2 separate regions of the Mus musculus genome follow, and region 1 is linked to region 2. Evidence: chromatin loops called from intact Hi-C (ENCODE). Cell type or tissue: left cerebral cortex. All regions are shown on one strand. Each heading gives the region's core, and the rest is flanking DNA. Links, peaks and the distances in the headings are about the cores only.

Region 1 (8,182 bases), core at 2,064-4,563, 49 kb after region 2:
GGGGAGCTCTTGGAGGCGGGGCAGGGAGTCTGGCCTGTTGACACTGCTGCTCCCTCCATGGGACTGAAAACTATGGAATGCTTAACAAATTTGCATGCCATCCTTGCGCAGGGGCCATGCTAATCGTCTCTGTATTGTTCCAATTTTAGTATATGTGCTGCCAAAGTGAGCACTTCTAGATACTTTTCAGTGTATATTCATATAAACAGAAACAGTTTGAGATGTGATTTTATAAAGGTCAGGCTAGCTTCAATGACCTTGAACTACTGAGCCTCCTGATTTACCTCCTGATTTCTGGGATTACAAAGATGAGCTGGCACACACAGTTATGAGCACGAGGGATTGAATTCAGAGGCCCTCATGAATATTACACAAGCATTCTACCTATCAGCTATATCCTCAATCCAACAGATGTTGTTGTTGTGGGTTTTTTTTTTTTAAATCATGCCATATGTGTAGAGCAATATGTTTTTTATACTTAGTGTATATGGTGTGTACATGCACATGAGCACGTGTGCATGCTATAGCATGCATGTGAAAGCAAGGAAGCAAGATAACAGTTTTCAGGAGTTGGCTCTCTCCTTCCACCATACAGGTCTGGGATGCTCAGGTTGTCAGAGCTCAGTATCAAGCAACAGACTTGACCAGCCATCTCCTTGGCTCTCAGTAGTACTCCTGCTTACCTACCATCTTGCTGAACTTGGTCTGTTTTGCTTTTCAAACAGGATCTCAGAAAGCACAGATGAAAGAACGGAAGCTTGATTGGAAAGCTCTCTCTCGTTAACTGACTTAATGGCATGCTATGTTTTCCTGAGACTACATGTTACAATTCTGCTCTCATTTTTTCTCAAGCTCTACAGGAGTGAGAACCCCCCAACTTGTCAATTAGGTTCAAAAAAAACCTCTATATTTTTTTCAGATTGGAAATTGGTACTGTTCTATTCCATTTACTGTTTTTGAAGCCACTGGTCTGGTTAGACATTTGTAAACTGTTTACTTACAAAGGAAACATTAAGAGGCAGGCGTGGCATCATCTAAATTGAAATAGAGATAATAATAGTGCCTTTGAAAGAGCTAAGATCTAAGTATATAGTACAGAGTGACAACCTTCAGTTTATATTGTGCTGTGACTGTCTTAAGGAAGACCTGCCCACTTTCTTGCTTATCCTTACAATTGCAGTAGTTACAATAAAAATTAGATCCCGGTATTGTTGAAAAACATGTCAATCAAATATGCACGGGAGAGAAAACAATAGTTTTCATACTACAGATGATAAATTATATACTTATTAAAGTGTTGCAACCGATCAGATAAGCAGAGGATATCATTATAGCCTCAGTTTGACGCTGGCACATGGTTATTTTCAGCAATTACTCTAAACCTGGTGTTGTTAAAAGGGCTTGTGTTCTCTTCAGCATGGGTGGCAGAGGCAAGGAAGAACAAAGAGTTCAAAGGAAAGCTTTATGTTCTGTGTGGCTTTCCAGGGAAGGGCATCATTACAATAGAATTTATTCTGCCTTTGACACAGACGACTTCACCAAGAAAACTGTAGCATCAAGTCCTGCTTTCCTGGCTGATTTTATCAGGGTGTAATAACTAGCCATTTCCCTGGAGGTGTTTTCTGCATAAGTGACCTGTTGGCAAGGATTTAGTGGAGCTCAGAGATTAATGGACCCACAGCTGCCACCTTCCAGAGAAATAAATAGAAAGAATCAGTTGTCATTGTTATCAGCATGCAGACATCCTAAGGCACAGATGTGGGCTTTCTTTTCAAAGTGAATCAAGCATTCACTCTCAAGGAAAAGGATATTTGTAATGCAATAATATTAATGCTTGTTAAGTGAGAGAATTATATATGAAGCTAGACTTCTGTTACCTCGGAGCATTGGGTATTGACCTATGCCTTCCTTAGAGCTCTGTGTGTGAAAAGGATGTTGCCAATGGAACGGTGTAATGACATTTGCCATTAAGAAGTCATGCTGAAATTAGTAATTCCAGAATTCACTGAGTTCTTCTGCTCTGCGTCACAGTTGCTGCCTCTGTGACAACCTTCCTTTCCTACTTAGCAAATCCAAGCCTGGTCGCTTGAGCCCCAGGAAGTTGTTAAAGCAATTAAAGGCGGCTGTCTCCCAGCACATTGCTCCGTTACCATAGTAGCCTCTGCCTCCAAGTCTCTCCTGATGATGTCAGTATGCATACACGGGTTGCTCAGAGCATCTACGTGGGGATGATTCATCCCACAATAAAGCCCCTCTCCTGTTGCTCTCCTGCCAGTGTGATTAGCAATGGAGGGTAAGTGCTTTGTTTAATATACTATTATAAGAATTACCAAATGTCTCTATTATTTTGCTTTAGGTTTCTTGTGTTCTAAAATATACTTCTAACTGAAACATAATATATAGGAACAAGCTATAAATCTGTTGTCGGGGATTGGCTAAAATTTTCCTATATATTATGTGTATGTGTGCATATGTGTGTTCACATGTAGGGGTGGGCTTATAAAAATCACTGTGAATGCACAATGTAATACCTCTTACCCCCTGATAAGCGAAACCAGCATGCACACTATAGCTTTCCTTTTAAACTGTTTGCATTCCATAAAAAAAAAAAAAACTTAACATATTTTTTACAGGTGTCATAGGGCAGCTAAGGCTCTTAGAAAGTATGTGAATTATACATTTTTTTACTGATATTTTATCCATCTTAAGTGATAATAACAGGATATGGGAAGGTATTGTCGGAAGTTCAGTGTCTACTGACAGTCATAATTGCATACTTCAATCCTACTTCCATATGTTTCTAATATTGCAGAGGAGTGAACTTGGTGCTTGATGAAATACTTACGTATGCCTCCCTTCCTGAGGCTGAGCATTTGTCTTCACATCTCTGCAAAGAGGACTGTGCAGTCTCTTATGGTGTCAGGGGGAGAGCTATGAGTGAAGAGTCCCTTCTGGAAGTTAGTTTTCTGTTTCAGCTTTTCTCCCCCAAACTGTCTCATCAAGAAATCCATAGACCTCTCTTCTCCATCACCACACCACGCATTCTGCCTGTGGTTCCTTCCCTGGATCCCCAGTAAACAATTTCAGTACATCTGGTAGTGAGCTTTAAGGAGAGTAGAAAAGGGTGATTTCTAACTGTTAGTAAATAGCTTCGCGAGAGGACAGGGGCTTGAGAATGGCTCGTACAGAGACTACCCATCCTTCAGGAAGCTGAACCTTTGTTCTGTATAGAAGTCAGGCGCATGGCTTAGTTGACAGGGACAAGAAGTGGTTTAGACTGTTTATTTCTAGAGTCTTGTATTTTTAGAATACCGTGGAATATGGTCTATATAATTTGTTTCTGGGAAATTATGTTAATGGAACATTAATGCTAGATGTAGGTTTCTATAAAGAGTAAGTAAGAAATAATGGTTGTAAGAGTATAAAGCCATACTAAAAGTTACATTCAGCTCCTTGGAACTGAAGGATGTGTCATATGTATCATAAGTGTTTATTCTTTGAATTTTCCCAGTCTTGAAACTATATTAAAACAGTGTTAAATTATACTTGCCCTTGTGTTTAATAAGTTATTCATTAATTGCTATTAGAAACTGATTCTCATAAGTAGAAGCAAATTCATCTACATTACAGTAGAGTAAATGTTGAAGAAATTGACTCAACCTAAACTGATACCATACTTGTAAAATCTCTTATTGAAATACACTCATAATGCTTGTGTTAGAAATAAAACTAATACGCTTCATGCTAAATTTTATCTTATTTTTTTCTGCTCATGTTTGCAGCAATACAACCTAATTCATTAGCTAACTGAATTCACAGTTTAAAATATATATTCAGTTTCAACTTTAAAAGTTGAAAATAGTCATTTTCCAACTTGACCGTGCTAGCCATACTCTGGGGAAAATACACTTCAGGAGTCCAGCCTTCTTCCTGTTTGAGTTAGAAGCAGTCCCAGGCTATTCAGGAAGAGTGATCTTTAAAATTGCCTTAGGAGAGGGTCTCTTTTATTTTCGTGTCATAATGAAAGTTTTAAGTTTAACAGTTACATTTGTTCTTGCTGAAGCGTGGAGATGCCAAGTCTAAAGACTTGACAGCTTGAGGTAAATGAGATATGCATGAGACATGGCAGAAAGATGATTATGTCGGCTCTCACAAGACAGATAACTGGAAGAAAATCCAAAAAAAAAAAAAATTCCAGGACATTGTATGGAGAAAATAGATGTGTAAATAAACATCTAGAGAAGACTGAAAGCTCATGTTGGGAGGAGTCAGAAAAGCACCTTCTAAGACATCATGTCCCCAACGTCTAACCTAGGTTCTAGGTTTTATATGGCACCATCTGTTCTCAGGAACATATGATCCCCAGGTTAGAACAGGACCATATTTCTCTGGTCAGTGTCTAGCCCTCCCCCTAAAAGAAGTGATCTATGTAGCATGACTGAGGTGGTCATCTAGTCTCCCGTCATTTGCTCTACCCAGTTACTACAGGACTTACAGCTTACAGGGCACTCATGTCTCACCTTAGAGTTCTGTTGGTTACAAGTCAACACAATTGAGGAAATTTTTTTCCAGGAGGCTCTGAGGAAGAATCAAGTTCCATGCCCTCACAGCTTCCAAGGCTTTGCCGGGTCATAGCCTCCCTTCCCCATTGTCAAAGCAAGCAAGAGAGGACAGATCTTTGCACTGCTATCTTTCTGCTTCTCCATAGCCAAGAAAAAAAAAAAGCTTTCTGTTTTGAAAGATGTGTGATATCCCCTAACTTGGGTCCACTTGTATAACCCAGGACAGCCTAACCATGTTGACGCCTTTAACCTCAGCCACTTGCATGGTCATTATATAGCCAACATAGCATATTCAGAGACTCCAAAGTTTAGGGCATCAGCATCTTTGTGAGCCATTATTCGGCCTACTTCAGAAGCATAACATTAAGCTCACAAATCTGATATTTTTTATATAAAGCTGTGCCAATAGAGAACACGAAATTCTGACCTAATTCACTGAATGCCGACCTCCTGAAGGATAATAAAATTCCTCAAGATAAATAGTCAGGGGAAACTGAATTAGAAAGAAATGTTTCACCAACTCCAGTGTTCAAAACCCTATGTCACATAGGTGAGGTCTATAAAGTGACACTCTTCTCACTTTCATATTTTTATTGAGAGGCTAACATCAGATCGAGTTAATTAAACAAGGATGATTAGAGACTACAAAATTCTATTACTTAAGTCATATGTGGATGAGCCTGGGTGTATTTTTAGAATCTGAAGGGTAATGGCTGGGCCACTGGAGACCCAAATATGAGAACTAATAATCCTAAGATTTGAATAACGCTGCCGTTCGTTGATCTGTCAGGAAGCCATATGAATTATAAGCTCAAGCTGATGGTACTGGAAGGTTTGCCCTATGGCTTCCTTGGAAAGCCACACTATGTTCTAATGATCAATATCTCCAGGCACAGCAGCAAAACACACACACACACACACACACACACACACACACACACGTATAAAACAGTTATTGTAAATCAGACCTGAATCTTAATATAGGGTTCCATACATATTAACCATAAAATAATTTATATGTCATAGTTTTTTTTTAAACTATGTTGCTAAGAAACTGGCAGATGTGAGGAAGAAACTATGGTAGTGTTTGTTTTGGGCAGAGGTCCTCAGTTACTTTTGCTGTAGTTCTCTAGAGAAAAGCAGACATAAGGAAAACTGATTTCTGCTTATGTTCTTAAAGTAAAATTGGAAGGACTTACTAGAGAAAAACCAAACAGTCCATAGCACCCTGCTTAAAGTGCAGGGCATTGGCAAATACCTGTGCTGTAGGAAGTAGTTATTTTCATTCTATTTCATTTAGTGTCCATAGTAGTGTATGGCCTTAGGAGTCCATAGAAAATGAAAATCTGAGTTTCTGTTGTTAGGGTATTTGTCAATCAAAATAATATTAAAAATAATCAATAAGACCTGGAGAGATGACTCAGTGGTTAAGAGCACTGCCTGCTCTTCCATTCAATTCCCAGCAACCACATGGTGGCTCACAAACATCTGTAATGAGATCTGATGCCCTCTTCTCATGTGTCTGAAGACAGCAACAGTGTACTCACATGCATAAATAAACATATCTTTCAAAAATATAATCAATAAGTTATATAATTCAGAGAAACAGATAACTACTCGTATATGAAAGTAGCTGTGGGGATTTTAAAACTGGGTCTTTTCTTCTGTTGTCTTATTTACACATCTGTTCTCTCACTTTACTATGCACTTCTTTTCATTAACCATATAAACCGTTTCAAGTTCCCCCCATGAACAAAGCCCAAACACCTTTACATGTGAGTTGTTAAAAGTAAGAATATCCAGTATAATGAGTGCTGATTCTCTAGTTCTAGTAAATGAGGGTGAGGAGGGGATGTAATCTATTTCACTTGAGAGAAAGAGAGGGGGGAGGGAGGGAGGGAGGGAGGAAAGGAAAGGAAAGGAAAGGAAAGGAAAGGAAAGGAAAGGAAAGGAAAGGAAAGGAAAGGAAAGGAAAGGAAAGGAAAGGAAAGGAAAGGAAAGGAGAAAGGAAAAAAGAAAGGAAAGGAACGAAATAAAGGAGGGAGAAAGGAAAGAAGGAAGGAAGGAAGGAAGGAAGGAAGGAAGGAAGGAAGGAAGGAAGGAAGGAAGAAACCAATAAACAAAGGAAGAATGAACTTCACAGCAAAGCTGCTTTCTCTGTGATAGAAGAGACTGTTTCATCTTAAAGCAGCCAATGAACGGGCTCCATCGCTTTCTTAATCCTTTTTACTTTGTTTGAAAAATTATCTTAAAAGTTTTATCTGTTGGAAAAAATCAGAGATAAAGGAACTAATGAGAATTTGAGTTTTAAGAGTTTGGAATCTTCTTGGTCAGTGGGTGGTAGAGAAGATGGAAGGAGACTTCAAAACAGAAACTTCAAAGATTGTGAGGATAGCTCACTATTTTGAAAACTAGTTCAGAGTCTTATTTCTAGGGGGATTCAACTGCAAGGCAGCAGTTGAGGGGGGGTGGAGGGGGGGGTTCTCCTGAGTCTTGGTTAGTCCAGCTTCTTTGCAGATTGGAGAACTGTCACAACACCACCCATTTTTCTACCAATCCTACCTTCGGTTATTTTTCTTAATTATTGATGCTTTAATATTGTGTTGCTCACTAAAAATGGAGTGAACAGTGCAGAAAGAAAAGCAATTATTGAGATCTTTTGTGGAGAACCTTCTCTTCTGTAATGGCCTTATTTCTGCCACGCTGTGTTATGGAAATGGGATCCTACAACTGCTACATTTGCTTGAAATTAACTGTTTCTAAAACAGTCTTTTGAATAGGGGATTGATGGAATTAAAGGGCCCTCTTTCTCTCAGCTGAATCTCATAGCCTGGGGCAAATAGGGAGGAAAAGATCCCAAGTGTCATACTTTAAAGGGTTTGAAAGCACAGAAATAATGCTTGCCATTCTTCCACTGGGGCTTGCTAGACTGATGCTTTGTGGACAAGTCAAGTGGAAAAGCTTACAGAGAATTGGTTCCTATGCCTGTTGACTGTCTGTCATAAACGACGTAGCAAAAAGTGAGGAGACTGTGGCAGGGATGGAAGTTTGATTTGTGGAGGCAGCCACAGCCATGCTGGTTTCATGAATGAGTGTTGGGTACTTTTCCTCTATGCCAAAGATATAAGAGAGGAAACTGGACACTATCTGGTCAGCCTTTAGTAGTCTCAATAAAAAAGCTGTGATCATCTTCTCAAAACATTAATTCAAATTGCCTAATAGCACTTATATGGTACAATTTAAGCTAAAACATGCCCAAGAAACTCAGTAGAGGAAAATGAGAGCGTAATACCATTTATCAATTATAATATTAGAGCACAGGATTCAGGTAGCAATGTTTGCCATATTAGGCAAGTTCATCTTGGTCCTCTTCTACCAAAATGCAATCACAGTAATTAATATAGAATCTTGCCTTCACTCAGGTGAGATTCACTAGTCAGTGCAGAATTAATGGACACGACCATCTTTGGCTTCCAGAGTATGGACTAAGAGCATGCGCATGTACATGCACATGGAGAGTGACTGGCTTTTTTTTGTTATTTATTAACTATCGTTTTACCTGTCATACTAATGCTTGATAAACAGTAATTTCAGTAGAATGCAAAGCATTCACTTTGTTT
Region 2 (8,182 bases), core at 2,062-4,561:
TTTTTCCAGAGAAGCTCATGGACCTGCACATTCCGCAGTATTTGCAGAATAAGTACTCTCTACCGCACCCATCCTCGCAAGGAAGTGTCTCTTAGATGTGGCCCAACAGAAGGGAAACAGCAAAGATTCTCCACGAATTCATCTTTACTCATGTGTGCTTAGAATGTCTACCTTTACTTGAGTGTGCTCAGAACGTCTATCTTCCAAACCAAACACGGGTGTTGTACAGATGAGATGCTCCTAACAATTTTGTATGAGGTGGGTCAGCTTGGAGAACTGCGCAAGCAACAATCACATGATGGCAGATTGAGAAAACAATTGGGAGCTTTACAGGGAAATGTGTACCTCCATCTGCTCCACAGCACTGCCTATGAACATGCTGCTCTCCATAAATTATGCCTCACGTTCTTAGCTGTTGGCTGGCTGCACATCTTTTGCACCATGACTACGCATAGCATTATAGAATTAAACTGATAGCATACAGTACCAGAAAGGACCTTAATTTAATGTTATCCCTGTAGGGGATGACTTTTTCAGTGGTAGGAGAAGGCTTTGTTATGGTTTGCTTCTAATTATTGCTGCCTACATACAAATTGGCATGCCCTAAAGCCACAACTCCTGAAGCTCTCTGGCTGCAGGCTTGAGGTGGCTTCCCTAGAGGGCTGATGAGTCTTTTGTCAAATTGACAGCAACTAGAGTCACCTGGGAAGTGGGACCCTCAAATTAGGAATTACCCTCATCAGATTGGCCTCTGGAGTCATTGTCTTGATGTATTCCTGACTGTGGGAAAGCTTGGCCCACCAAGGGTGGTGCCACTCCTAGGCAAATGGCTCCAAACTGACTAAGAAAACAAGCTGAGCAAGCTATTAAAAAAAAAAAATCCAGGAAACAGCATTCCTCTGTGATGGTCTTTGCTTCTGTTCCTGCCTCTAGGTTCTTGGCTGAGCTTCTGCCTAGTCCCTCAGAGATGGACAGTTTCCTGAAAGTGTATGCTGAACAAACCCTTTCCTCCCAAGTTGACTATTGTGTGTGTTTTATCACGGCAACAGAACACCCAAACCAAACTAGGACACCAGAACTGAGTTTGCATTCTGAAACCCTAAACTGTCCACCAGGAGCTTGAGGGTATGAGACAAGAGTATAGTTAGACATTTTAACGATCTCTCTCTCTCTCTCTCTCTCTCTCTCTCTCTCTCTCTCTCTCTCTTTCACACACACACACACACACACACACACACACACACACACACACACACACACCTGTGAACAAGAAATTTTCTTGGGATCAGAAGGTATTGTATTAAAAAAAAAAAAAAGTCCACTACAGCCTGAGAACACTAAATCAAGTTTTCTTCTCTCACAAAAAATTAACCATTTGTTTATTTGTTTGTATTGGAGAAGGCACATATATCTATGAATGTGCATACAGAGAGCACAGAAGAGTGGCTATCTCAATGACACCTTGCTTCAAAAAGGGTTTTAAGAGCTTGTTTCATTTAGACCAGGGTAAAGAAATGACTTAGGAGCAATGCCAAAGATCAGCCCTAGTGTGTGTCGCCCTCATCAGTAAACTGAATCTGTTTCTGACGTCTTTTTATGACATTTAGTTTCTACAAAGAATTTCTTATCTCTACCTGAGAACCTAGGGTCAAAGGCTTTCCCTGGAATTTGGGTTGAGAAATAAAAGCTCAGACTGGCCTGGTCAACCTGATTTATCTCTGGCTCACCACTGCTGCCTGATAAGCTGTGATAGTCACTGAAGTAGTTTCCCTATGGAGAAATGGATTTTCTTTCTGGGAATTCCCCTGTGGCTTGAGAGCATAGCCTCCTTCACCCTAGCTCCCCCTTTCCACTGCATTTTCTTCATCTCATTCCAGGGACTTCTTCCACATCTTCAGTGACCTTCTTCCAATATCCCCCAATCCTGCCAAACAGAACTTCATAGATGGAGGCAGAGAGGAGCTCCTTGAAAAGACCAGCACTTGGTTGCAGAGCCACAGTAGCACAGGGATCTGCTGCGACAATAAGATTAAATAAAAGATATGGTGGAACTCTGGAGAAAGAAGCAGAGGACTTTGCACAGCAAGGGCACCATGAATACTCCAAAAGTCACTACACAAGGGGAGATTTAAATACCTGTTTCTATTAAAAGCTCTTCAATTGTGTGTGTGTGTGCGTGGGGGGGGGGGTGTGCAGATAGTAACGCGCAGTGACCAAACCTCTACCACACAACACTTCTGGCTTTTACTCATCCTGTCCTATTTCTCTTGCTTTAGGGCGATGCCGGGATGGGACTGGTCTGGTTGTCTTGTGTGCCAAAGCTGAGTGCTCCTCAGAAGCAGAAAGGGACAGCAGGTGGAGGTGGGAAGTCAGGAAAGGCAAACCTCTGGTCTTGGGGTTCTGGCCAGGAAACCGCATGCAACCTGTGTGTGGTTCGAATTCAGGGACCTGGCTGCAGGAGGTGACTTCGAATGGAATTACACCTCAGCTAAGGGTTCGAAACCAGCATCTTCTCTCCGGGTGCAGACCACCTGGCAGAGCCCCAGCCCAAAGGGCGCTGAGGAGGAAGGAGGTCCCTCACCCCCTCGGGAAGCAGCCCCCTATCCAACTCAGATCTCGTCCTCTACCTCTTTCCACGCAGCTGGCGCGGTCACCGCGCGGGGCTGGCCAGAAAGGACCCGGGACTCCGCCGCGTCCCAGAGACTATCGGGCCCTGGCCTTCTCCACGCTCCCCAGAGACCTTGGGACAGTGGCCACCCTCCGACCCGCCCGGGACTCCAAGCACCCGCCGCGCGCTCCCCGGGAGCGGGGAAGCCAAAGCCGGGCTCTGAGGGCTGGAGGCGGAGCCGAGGCGGGAGCCGCCCCGGGGGAGGGAGCGGGCGGTCCCGGAGCCCAGCGCGCGGCCCGGGAAGGAAGGAGGCCAGCAGCGGCCGCGGCCGCGTGCTCAGCCTGTCCCCGCCCTGGGACCCGGAGCCTCCAACTAACTCCGCCCGCCGCCCGCGGGCTCCCGCTTCCGTCCCGGGAAGAGCCTGCGGCCGCGCAGGTTAGTGTGGCCGGCGCCGGGCGCGGCGGGGAGAGGGTCGGGCGCGGGGCGGGGCGCGGAAGTTGGGCAGAGGCGGGGCGGGGAGCGGGCTGCTGGTCCCTTGGCTTCCTGGCGCAGGGACCCGGTGGGTTTCCTCCGGCGCGGCCGGGGTCCTGGCATCCGGCGTCCGAGCCTTCCTGGCATTCCCAAGTGCTGGGGTTGTCAGCACCACCGCGTTCTTCACCGGTGCTGTGCCCACTGTGGCACTTTAACTGCGCCCTCGCCTTTCTGGGCGCGTTTGTTCATTCGCCTTGGGTTTTTTGTGCCCCCCTTTTGGACAACTCTAAGTGGCGGTTGCGAAGCCCCGCGGGACCCCGAGTGGATCCTTAGGACTAGTTTGAGCGTTAGTAGGGGCCGCGCAGATTGACAGCTACGGACGTGGAATACCGACTGAGGCGCTTGAAGTGCTGGCAAGTGCCTGGAAGCATGGAAATTCCCCATCCTCATCGCCAGCCCAGCTCTGCTGTCTCCCCGCGGTTTTCTGCCAGCTTTAGAGTGTGTGTAATCCTCCAGGGAAGGGTGATTGCTCTGTCAGGCAGGATGGACAGTACCCACTACTTCCTATATTCACTAAATCTGGTTGGGTCACCTCATCTGTGTGGCCTTGGTACTCTCTTCCATCAGAATCTTTGTTGACCTGGACAAATACGCGTTGTTCTGTTGGCTGCTTAGAGCTTGCTGGGACGATTTTAGAGGGCTGTGTGGTGGTTTTGAGCCAAAGTCTTAGGCTGAAGCTCTGTGCTAGTGGGTCCCTGACCTGAGTTTGGTCCTAAAGCTGAGATTTGGTGACTTAAAGATGAATTTGGCCTGGAGCTCTTTAAGTCTGAGAGGGACAGCACCGCATTTTCTGGAACTGGTTAACAGAGCTGAAACTGTCCTTTATCCAGCAAACCCTATGTCTAAGCTATGGATCTCTGTTCCCATGGTTATAGAAATTCAACTACCATGAAGATCCTACTGGCCCCAGTCTTAGAGACAAGAACTTTTGCTTCAGATGTTTTGTTGTCTCTACAGTCTTGTTTCCATCCTACAAGTAAAATTAATTTGGGGGGGGGGGGACCTTCTTCTTTGTAAAGTGAATTCAGAAACTTAGTTGATAATCACAGACACAAGAGACATCGTTTAATGTCTTCTAACTACCTTATAAGGAAAACCGCCAAGAAAATCAGCTTTATACTCTGTATTAAATGGCTAAGGCCTGTCATTCTTATAGCCTAAATTTAATAGACATTTTCATGAGTCCCTGTATTATGCAATGCAAGTCTGCTGGGTGCTTTATAGAGCAAGACATGGAATATATTTCTTGCCCTTAAGGGCTTTCTAAACTAATTTAGTGACACCTATATCTTTATATGGACATCAAACATATTCTAACAGCAATACGTGGCTTGTAGAAAGTGTCAAGAAAGCTGTATATAAGCCCTTGTAGGTCATAATTTTGTGAGGCTGCCTCACAGAATGGAGTAAATACCAGGTTCACTAAGAATGTACTTTCTAAAACTAATGTCTCAAATGCCCAGGTTTCATCAAATAGACGCACATTTGGAAATAACTATTTTAGAGCAAAAGCAGCCAGTAAGACAGTGGTCCTAATGCCGGGACCCTTTAATATAGTTTCTCACATTGTGGTGACCCCAACCATAGAATTATTTTTTCTTTATAAGTTCATAACTGTGATTTTGCTAATGTTTTGAATTATAATGTGAATATCAATATTTTCCCAATGAGCTTACCCTCAAGGGGTCTCGACCCACAGGTTGAGAACCCTCACTTAAACACTGTATTATGTGGTAATCAAATACTGAAAAGCTACCATAATTTTATCCAAAACTTCAATTAACTGGGTAACCACGTTGATGTTTTTCTCCTCCTCTTGGGAAGGAAATTATAATGCCTAGAAAAATAACTAGAGAGTGGAAAATTTTGTTTTTATGAACATAACTTAAAATAACTTTATTATATTAATTTATTTATAGGGGGAGGCACAGGCACACATAGGAAATCAGAGAACATATTGTGGTAGCTAGCTCACTACTTCCTCCATGTCAGCTTAAGGTCTCACACTCAGGTTTCACACTTGGTGACAAGTACCTTTACCCACTGAGCCATCTTACCCACTTGCAAATATACAGTTTTCAATAGAGTAACACTTTAATATTGTATTAGATACTTGTCTGATGCTGTGATAAAACACCATGATCAAAAGCAATTTATAGAAGACAGAATCCCTTAACCTAAACATTTTGTAATTTTCCCAGACAGTAGCAATATTGTTCAAATACTGGGTTCAAATATTGAATCTATGGGGACATTTGTTATCCAGGACACCACAGGCACAAATGTCTGATGAACACTGGATTGGCTTTGCAAGTCTCACTTAAGTTAAATGAAACTTGTTTATTTGTTTGTTAGCCACGACAACAACAATTAAAATAATAATAATAATAATAATAATAATAAAATAATAATCACTCTGAATGCTCTTGAACTTTAAAAAGGTGAAGGATTGACTTGAGCTCTTTCTTTCCAAGTAAGTTGTATTTTATAAAATGCGATGACACCAATTCTTTCCCTAGTTCAAAGAAAAGTTAATTTACCTGCTGGCTGGGTGGAGTTTCATAAGCTACATGCATTCCTGTGGAACTTTTGAGAATTGATTAGACCTGCACAATAAGGCCTGGCAGGCTGAAGGGCAGGCTGAGGAGTGTGCTGTTAACTTTACAGCCGCACTTATAGCTCAGTAGGTTCGTTATCTCGTTTATAACGTGAGATTAAAGATTCTTATCATTGCCTTGGAAACTGTGTGGTTTGATGAAACGGCCATGAATATCAGACTCTTGATTCTTCACTTTAACTCCTTTAGGCTGCAAGAGCTAATTGTTAAAACTACATAAAAATAGCTCAAACAGTTAGGCTATGAATAAAGTGTTCTTGCCTTTATGTGCAATCAAGTCTACTTGGGGAAACTTGAATAGTCTATTGTCTCTTTATTAGGTCTTTTGTTGTTTTTGTTTTGTTTTGTTTTGAAGATGGAGACACTGTTTAGTCCAGACTAGGTTGGCACCTGGTATATAGATGAGGCTAACCTCGAACTCGTGATCCTCCTAATCTCAGCCTACTGAATGCTGATTATAGACCTGTTATTAATTAGGTATTTTCTTCATTTACATTTCCAATGCTATCCCAAAAGTCCCCCAGGCCCCCTCCACTCTCCTACCCACCCACTTCCACTTCTTGGCCCTGGCATTCCCCCGTACTGAGGCATATAAAGTTTGCAAGACCAAGGGGCCTCTCTTCCCAATGATGACCAACTAGACCATCTTCTGATACATATGCAGCCAGAGACACGAGCTCCGGGGGGTACTGGTTAGTTCATATTGTTGTTCCACCTATAGGGTTGCAGACCCCTTCAGCTCCTTGGGTACTTTCTCTAGCTCCTCCATTGGGGGCCCTGTGATCCATCCAATAGCTGACTGTGAGCATCCACTTTTGTGTTTGCCAGGCCCCCGCATAGCCTTATAAGAGAGCTATATCAGGGTCCTTTCAGCAAAATCTTGCTGGTATATGCAATGGTGTCAGCGTTTGGAGGTTGATTATGGGATGGATCCCCGGGTATGGCAGTCTCTAGATGGTCCATCCTTTTCATCTCAGCTCCAACCCTTGTCTCTGTAACTCCTTCCATGGGTGTTTTGTTCCCTGTTCCAAACAGGGGCAAAGTGTCCACACTTTGGTCTTCGTTCTTCTTGAGATTCATGTGTTTTGCAAATTGTATCTTGTATCTTGGGCATTCTAAGTTTCTGGGCTAATATCCACTTATCAGTGAGTACATGTCATGTGAGTTCTTTTGTGATTGGGTTACCTCACTCAGGATGATGCCCCCATTTTATCTTTATAAACCAGTTTTTTTTTCTTTTTCTTTTTCTTTCTCTCTTTCTTTCTTTCTTTCTTTCTCTCTCTTTCTTTCTTTTTTTTAAAAATTTTGTATATCCCAATACCAGCCCCCCTCCTCCTAGTACCCCCTCATGCAGATCCTCCCCTCATTTCCCCCTCACCCTTCTGGAGCCCCCCTCTGGGTATCACCCCAGAAGAAGGAATGCCGGAAGGGCAAGGCCTACCCGAGCCATGCTCCCCTAGCTGAGCAAGCCAGAGTCCCTTCAGAGTTCATTTACATATATATTTCCATTACCCCCATTTTGGAGATGATAAAACTGGGTGTTTGGGGTGTTAAATAACTTTCCAAGGTAAAAGGACAGGCAAATACTTGGGGAGCAACCCAGGCCCATCCCCACTGCACCTCAGGTAACTGCTAGACTTGGCACATCCTCTTCCAATGAGGCCAGACAAGGCAAGGTGGCCCACTTAAAGGAACAGGATCCACATGTAGGCAACAGATTCAGGAACAGCCAGCCCCAGTTGTTGGGGCAACTTCATGAAGGCCAAAAGGCACATTTTCTACTCATGGGCAAGGGCGGGGACATAAACCACAAGTTTTCTATGTGCCATATCTGTCTACTCTCCATCCAGAGACAGTCATTTGTCCTGCTCTGGGTAAAATACCCCTAACTCTTCTCCCTTGCCCCTTTTCTCCTCTCTCCCTGTTCCCTTCCCCTTCTCCCTCTTCCCCTATCACCTGTCTGTGACTCTCATTCCTGCCTTCTGTCCCTCTCCAGCAAATAAATCTCCCTTGGTCTAAGAACTTGGTCTCAGGGGTCCTGATCTGATATTTTCCCTTTCAGACTCTTGTAAAAGTTAGATGCCCCAGCCAAGAGAGTGCTTAGAGCATCACTTGCCATTGAATGTGGGGTAGGGGAGGGAATGACAATCCAGAAGTCCCAAATTAAAGCTAATGCATAATGTACATAAATACATAACCCAAATATTTTAGAGTAGATATTCCTCATCTAACTTGTTGCCAAACCTTTACTCAACATATGTTTAGCAAGATCCTACCACATGGTCAAATTTTGCTGACTCTGACATACAGTGGTGGGAGAAGTGTAGAGAGTCACAGAGGATTTGATGATGACAGCTTGTGTCATGTTCTGGATGTGCAAGCATAAATACATTCTCTGCTCTCTTGGTTGGTGGTAGGCAACGGTC

What was found. Hi-C counts contacts between places; a loop is a spot of excess contacts. Peaks named below come from ENCODE experiments on the same cell type or tissue, not always from the same donor. Only the 100,000 strongest peaks of a DNase experiment are listed, where the experiment ranks them.
Region 1: it touches region 2 in a loop (2.2-fold over the local background); 4 of 42 quality-filtered maps call a loop at or near these places.

Annotation. Positions count from the first base shown.
Region 1 is chr1:98,041,813-98,049,994 of GRCm38, reverse strand. The region is part of intron 1 of Pam (peptidylglycine alpha-amidating monooxygenase); the gene reads left to right. It overlaps B230216N24Rik (RIKEN cDNA B230216N24 gene), which reads left to right and starts at 2,202. Exons shown (of 3, transcript NR_037993.1): 1 at 2,202-2,293. Gm24465 (a small nuclear RNA gene) reads right to left here and starts at 173; the gene lies at 67-173. In left cerebral cortex, for the core only: no CTCF peak of the experiment used is centred there; DNase peaks (open chromatin) are centred at 2,143 and 3,016; H3K4me3 peaks cover 1,513 bases; H3K27ac peaks cover 1,253 bases.
Region 2 is chr1:98,090,346-98,098,527 of GRCm38, reverse strand. It overlaps Pam (peptidylglycine alpha-amidating monooxygenase), which reads left to right and starts at 2,882. Exons shown (of 26, transcript NM_001357127.1): 1 at 2,882-3,043. In left cerebral cortex, for the core only: no CTCF peak of the experiment used is centred there; DNase peaks (open chromatin) are centred at 2,420, 2,924, 3,265 and 3,556; H3K4me3 peaks cover 2,339 bases; H3K27ac peaks cover 2,108 bases.